Regions from separate parts of the Homo sapiens genome. Here region 2 is linked to region 1. A link is a contact called in ENCODE Hi-C or POLR2A ChIA-PET data. All regions are on one chromosome and are shown on one strand. The core of a region is the stretch at or near the end of the contact, and the rest is flanking DNA. Distances in the headings are between cores, read along the strand shown.

Region 1 (3,307 bases), core at 601-3,100:
AAGTGGGCCCCTTATTCATCCCATTTCAGAATATCTCCTCTCCCCTAGCATCATCTTTAATAATTTCACCTGGTTAATGTCTGTACTCAACTCCTGCTGCTGCAGGCTAAGCTCAACCTGGCAGTATGAACAAAGAAACCCACCCATTAAAAAGTACCCTCTAGGCCGGGCACAGTGGCTCACGCCTGTAATCCCAGCACTTTGAGAGGCCAAGGTGGGCAGATCACCTGAGGTCAGGGGTTTGAGGCCAGCCTGGTCAACATGGTGAGACCCGGTCTCCACTAAAAATACAAAAATTAGCCAGGTGTGGAGGTGTGCGCCTGTAATCCCAGCTACTTGTGAGGCTGAGGCAGGAGAATCGCTTGAACCCGGGAGGCGGAGGTTGCAGTGAGCTGAGACTGTGCCACTGTACTCCAGCCTGGTCGACAGAGCAAGACTCCATCTCAAAACAAACGAACAAACAAACAAACGAACGAAAAGTGCTTTCTAACCTCTTACGTACGTGCCTTTTTTGTGGAGGTCTGGGGAAGGGGGGGCCCTACTACCGAATGAATCTACTCCTTGGTGCCTCTTGGCACCTAATTGGCTTGCAAAGCTCAGCTGTGGGGTCCGTTCCTGCGAGAAGCCAGCAGGACTCCCCATGGAAGGTTTCCCCCAGGCTGGGCCCCTCTGACTTGTGAGACTTCCAGCAGCACTTTTATCTACAGTATTGGAGGGGTCTGATGAAGCCTCTGGGTTCCCCTCCTGGACTGAAGACAGGTTCTGATATAATTGCCGGACGGGTTCTCCTTGCCCGTTGCCCAGAGCTGATTCATCAAGACAGGGGAATTGCAATGGAGATTTTAATTCATGCAGAGCCGGCTGAATGAGATACCAGAGTTTTATCACTCAAATAAGTCTCCCCGATAATTCAGAGACTGGGGTTTTTTAAGGATAATTCGGCTGGTAGGTATCAGGCAGTGGGGAGTGCTGATTGGTCAGGTTGGAGATGAAATCATAGGGGGGTCTAAGTGGGTTCTTCTTGCTGTTTTCTGTTCCTGGGTGGGATTGCAGAACTGGCTGAGCCAGATAACTGGTCTAGGTACTGCCAGCTGGTGCCTCAGAATGCAGGGTCTGAAAAATATCCCCAGCACCGATCTTAGATTTTACAATAGTGATGTTATCCCTTGGAGCAATAGGGAAGGTTTGGAATCTTGTGACCTCTGTCTGGATGACTCCTAAACCATAATTTCTAATCTTGTGGCTAATTTGTTAGTCTTACAAAGGCAGTCTGGTCCCCAGGCAAGAAGGGGGTTTGTTTTGGGGAAGGGCTGTTATCTTTGCTTCGAAGTTCAACTATAAACTAAATTCCTCCCAAAGTTAGTTTGGCCTATACCCAGGAATGAACAAGGGCAGTTCGGAGGTTAGAAGCAAGACGGAACTGGGTAAGTCAGATCTCTTTCACTGTCATAATTTTCTCACTTACAATTTTTGCAAAGGCAGTTTATCCGAATGCTCCGCATGTGTGTACCCTCAGCGACTACACAGCTCCTGTACTATAAAGAATATTTCAGAATGGCTTCGGTAGCCGGCAGCACCTTCCTCCTCTCGCAGCAGAGAAGTGTTTTGCTCTGGAAACTTGACTGGAGCCTTTCCCAGCCTATCTAGCGAACAGCAGAGCATCATCCCGACTCCGCGGACTACCGCGGCCCAACAGCAAGGGTCGCGGCTCCCCGGCGCTCTCTGCCGCCCTCTACCGGAACCGAGGGAGCCAGACAGCTGCGATATTGGGAAGGCCTCCGGAGCCGCGAAGAGCGCACGCGCGAGCGCGCGCCCGCGTTCTCCTGGCGGGCTTGGTATTTGGCGCCTGCGCGCTGAGTGCGTGCCGCTCCGCCGACCGAAGAGGCTGGTAAGTCCTCAAGCTGGCAGGTGGTCGGGGGAGCGGCCGGAGAGGAGCTGCCGGGAGTTCGTGCCCTGCAGGTCTGCGACGCTGGCGTTCGCTCCTGCCTGGGCCACTTTGGTGGGCTCAGAGCATCGCTTTTTGCCAAGGGGCGTGACCTGAGCCCGCCTCCTGGGGCTGGGGGGTGGAGAGGAATGGGAATCGTTAAGGCCGGTTATCAATTTGGTGCCTGTTTGTTGCTCGAGGAGGGGCATAGAGCTTACAAATAGTGAAGAGGAAGGGGCGAGGCTGGACCAGGTGGGAGCGGGGGTGCCCCAAGTCCCAGGGCGGTGAGGATCGAGGCAGGTGCGTGAAAGGCAGGCCCCGTTCCCCCTCCCCACCCCCGCCGGCTGTGTGTGGCGGGTAAGAGGAGAGTGGGTAGCACTACTACAAAATGAGGGTCCCGATAGAAATCGTACAGGTGTTGGGACCACACTCAGGGCGGCAACTTGTCATTTTTGCGTTTTTAATTTTCTTATAGAAACAAGCGATTTCTGTCGTGATTCACTGGGGCCGCTAACGTGCACTCCCTCTTTTCATCTTAGGACATGACACCAGTGGCATATCACGGCCATGGGGTCTCAGCATTCCGCTGCTGCTCGCCCCTCCTCCTGCAGGCGAAAGCAAGAAGATGACAGGGACGGTTTGCTGGCTGAACGAGAGCAGGAAGAAGCCATTGCTCAGTTCCCATATGTGGAATTCACCGGGAGAGATAGCATCACCTGTCTCACGTGCCAGGGGACAGGCTACATTCCAACAGGTGATCATGGAGGGATGATTCCCTGATGAGAATCCCAAGGTACCCTCGGAGTTCTCCTGTCTGCCCAGACAACTTTTCTTCTAGGCAGTAATACCATAATAGAGACAGTGCCCTGGACAGGAGCCAGCTCAACTGACTTAATACACTTGGGCAGTTCTGCAACTTCTCTTCCTCTCCTTATTTTTCCAACCCTTTCTTTTCTTTACCGCCACTCTTGTTCTTTTCCTGAGGTTTGGAACATTCAGTTCGCTCTGTGTTGTGGGATTTGTTGACAGGCACATTTCTTTATCGCTGTCACAAGGATTGGGACAGCTTTGCGGGGGAACCATCTTGGAAGCTGCTTTTCAAGGAAATGGGTAGCTAATCCTTAACAGCCTAAGGTCAGAAAAATATATCAGGTCAAGAGAGAGAGACAAATACTTAGCCTTGGTACAGGATCATCTATTACTATTAACAAATTGGCCCTCAGAAAGTCTTTAACAGTTTAGCTGGAGAGTCACAGAAATTTAGAGCTGGTTAGGACCTTCAAAATCATTTACTCCAAAGCTTCCATATGAAAGGCAAGGAAACCATGGCCTTGAGAGATTCGACGACTCTGCCAAGCCCATGCAGTAAAGCCAGAACAGGAT
Region 2 (2,905 bases), core at 321-2,820, 240 kb after region 1:
AAATTTTTTGTAGAGATGGGTCTCCCTATGTTGCCCAGGCAGGTCTCAAACTCCATCCTCAGCCTCCCAAAGTGCTGAGATTACAGTCATGAGCCACTGCGCCCAGCCCTTTTTTTCTTGCTTCTTTACCTACTTTTCACAGGAATTGGGTAGATGAGGGTAGACCCAGGAAGTGAGAGTGGAATTTGAGAAAGAAAAACAGTAAAATGAAGAGCTGAAAAATAAAAGAGTTTATTTCTAAATGTATGTACGAAACTCAGGTTGGGGGACTAGCATGTAAAGGTATATACAAATAAAATGGAGTTAAGTGCACTTATTTATTGAATCCTGTTGTGAGAACTTAAGAGGAAAAGAAACTGAGGAAAAAAACTAAGGAAAATCCGAAATTCTCCCGAGGAAGGTCCAAGAAAAAACAATGTGGAAGTGAAGTCAGAGAGATAACATCAGGACATTGGACATCAGGAGGAACTTTCAGGTCTGATTCTAGTGCCAAGGAAGCCATGAACGCTCTTTCCTGGAGCCTTTCAGCATAGGAGAGTTACTCATCTGCCAGGGCTGGGGATGGGGTAACTCTCCCATTCCCCAGGTGAAGGAGCTTTCCTTTCAGGGCCTTCCTGCTAGACAGACTGTGGCTGGGCCAGCCTGGTTCTTCCAAGTGCCCTCACCATGGCCTCCTTAATTTCCTTGTTGCGGAAACTATAAATGATGGGGTTGCACATGGGGGTAATGATGGTGTACAGGAGGGAGAAAGGTTTGTCTTTGTCAGGCCCATGTGTGCTGTGGGGGTTCATGTAAGAGAACATAGCTGAAGTGTAGAGAAAGATGACCACAGTCAGGTGAGAGGCACAAGTAGAGAAAGTCTTCCCCCGACCTGAGGAGGAGGCTTTGCTGAGGATGGTGGCCAGGATGTGCACATAGGAAGTGACAGTGAGCACCATGGGGCTGAGAATTACCACGATGGCATCGGCAAAGATTGCCCACAGACTAAACTGAGGGTCCCCACAAGAGAGGCCAATCACTATGGGGGCCTCACAGAAGAAGCTTTCTATGTGGTTGTCTCTGCGGAAGGGCTCTCGGAATGAAATATACTCGAGAAAGATGCCATTGATCAGCCCAAAGAACCAGGCAGTTCCCACAAGCCTGACACAGACCTTCTGGCTTATGATCGGGACATAGTTAAGTGGGTAGCAGATAGCAACATAACGGTCATAGGCCATGAAAGCCAAGAGGATGCACTCGGCCACACCAACACAGAAGACAAAGTACATCTGGGTCATGCAACATACAAAGGAGACAATGTGGTCCCTGACCACGAGGTGGATCAACATCTGTGGGATGGTAGTGGTGATGAAGCAGACATCCAGGAGAGACAGATGGCCGAGGAAGAAGTACATGGGGCTGTTGAGCTTGGGGTCTGTCCAGGAGGTGATAAAGATGATGAGGCCATTCATGGCCATGGTGAGGCTGTAGAGGGCCAAGAAGAGGGCAAAGAGCAATGCTCGTGTGGAAGTGGAGCTCTGCTGAAAGCCCACGAGGATAAATTCCGTCACTATGCTGCCATTCCTTAGCATCTGGGGCCTGTTTGAGGAGGAAAGATGATGGGAAAAGCACAAGGGTATAGCTGTGGGGTAATAGAAGGTACCCACTTGGTCCCAGAAGCCCAATTATAAAACAGGATGGATGAATGGTGGTCAACCTTTTGGAACTTAGTAAACTAGTAATTTGGCAGTGTTACGGGGTGGTGAAAATGCCAGGGTCATCACAGGCTGCATACATAGAATCATAATATCAACAGATGAAGAAAGTGCTGGTTGTAATGTTCTTTACTCTGGTTTCATCAGGCATCAAGTGAAGTATTGCATCTGCTCCAGAGCCCTCAATATTGAAGGATTAGCCATTAACCAGGATGTATTCAGAGGTGAAAAAATAAGATAATTGGGTCTGGGACCATGCCAACTGAGGAAAAGTTTTAGGAATTGAAGAATGGAGTGTGTGAGGGAAAGGGCTGGTGGCTATCAGGTTATAGAAGATTGTATTTAGGAAGCACTTGAGATATTTGAAGGTGTATTTTTCTAGAAGCAAAAATGCTCAACCTCTGTGTACCTAATTTAAAATGATGAATGGGTTGAAGTTTCAGGGAAAATAAAAACATTCTAATCCTCACAATTGTCCCTCAGCTAACAGTGATTTGCACCTTTTTGGAGACAGTCATGTCAAGCTCTTCCCAGTCACCCACCTCTTCCCAGACTCACTCGCCCAGCAGTTGCTGCTGCTACCGCAGCCACCCATGCTGTGCATGCTGGAGCTGAGGGCTGGGTGGGGGCTCATGCATGCCTTCCTAATAGGAGATGGTTTTCCTCCTGGGGCTGGAATTTACGGTTACACACAATTGGGTGGAAAGGATCCAACCATCCCTGTGTGAAAAGGGAAGCTATGAGCAGGGCATATATCTAACCTTTCTAGAATGGACCTTCAGAGAACTTTCAACTGTCTCTTTGTCTCTGGCAACAAATCTTGTTCTTTTTCCATTTTCAAAGAATGAGCGGTCACAATTCTTATGCTCTTATCTCTCTATTGTAACTTTTAGGAAGTTGTTATGTTCATATTAAGTCTGTCTTATACTTTTCATGTTGTTTTGGAGCTAAGATGTATCAGATCCCTTCCACCTTCAGATGCTTATACTTTTTTTTTTTTTTTTAAGAATTTATAGAGACAGGTACTCACTATGTCACCTGTGCTGGTCTTGAACTTCTGGCTTTAAGTGATTCTCCTGCCTTGGCCTCCCAAAGTGCTGGGATTACAGATGTGAGCTACTGCACCCATCCTCATCTTCAGATGCTTATAGATGATAAGTATATTCCTGCTTAACTTTCAGTTCTGCCAACCATTTCTCTTTATTTTCTCC

The links. A loop is a pair of places that touch in the nucleus more often than their neighbours do. ChIA-PET counts read pairs that join two places held with the same protein, here RNA polymerase II (POLR2A). Pooled maps may share reads with other maps.
Region 2: POLR2A ChIA-PET joins it to region 1 with 10 read pairs in Panc1. The contact joins the promoter of OR10AD1 here to the promoter of TMEM106C in region 1. A Hi-C loop is called at or near these places in 2 of 168 maps with a recorded cell type or tissue (gastrocnemius medialis and naive thymus-derived CD4-positive, alpha-beta T cell), 4 of 37 single-sample maps with no recorded cell type and 11 of 50 pooled maps. POLR2A ChIA-PET finds 5 or more read pairs at or near these places in 4 of 52 experiments (CD4-positive, alpha-beta memory T cell, HEK293, Panc1 and 1 more).

What each region holds. Positions count from the first base shown.
Region 1 is chr12:47,961,746-47,965,052 of GRCh38, forward strand. TMEM106C (transmembrane protein 106C) reads left to right here and starts at 1,851. Exons shown (of 8, transcript NM_001143842.2): 1 at 1,851-1,959; 2 at 2,464-2,678. The coding sequence starts at 2,492.
Region 2 is chr12:48,201,722-48,204,626 of GRCh38, forward strand. OR10AD1 (olfactory receptor family 10 subfamily AD member 1) reads right to left here and starts at 1,571. Exons shown (of 1, transcript NM_001004134.1): 1 at 618-1,571. The coding sequence starts at 1,571. The coding sequence ends at 618. All of the region lies in intron 1 of LOC102725258 (a long non-coding RNA gene), which reads left to right.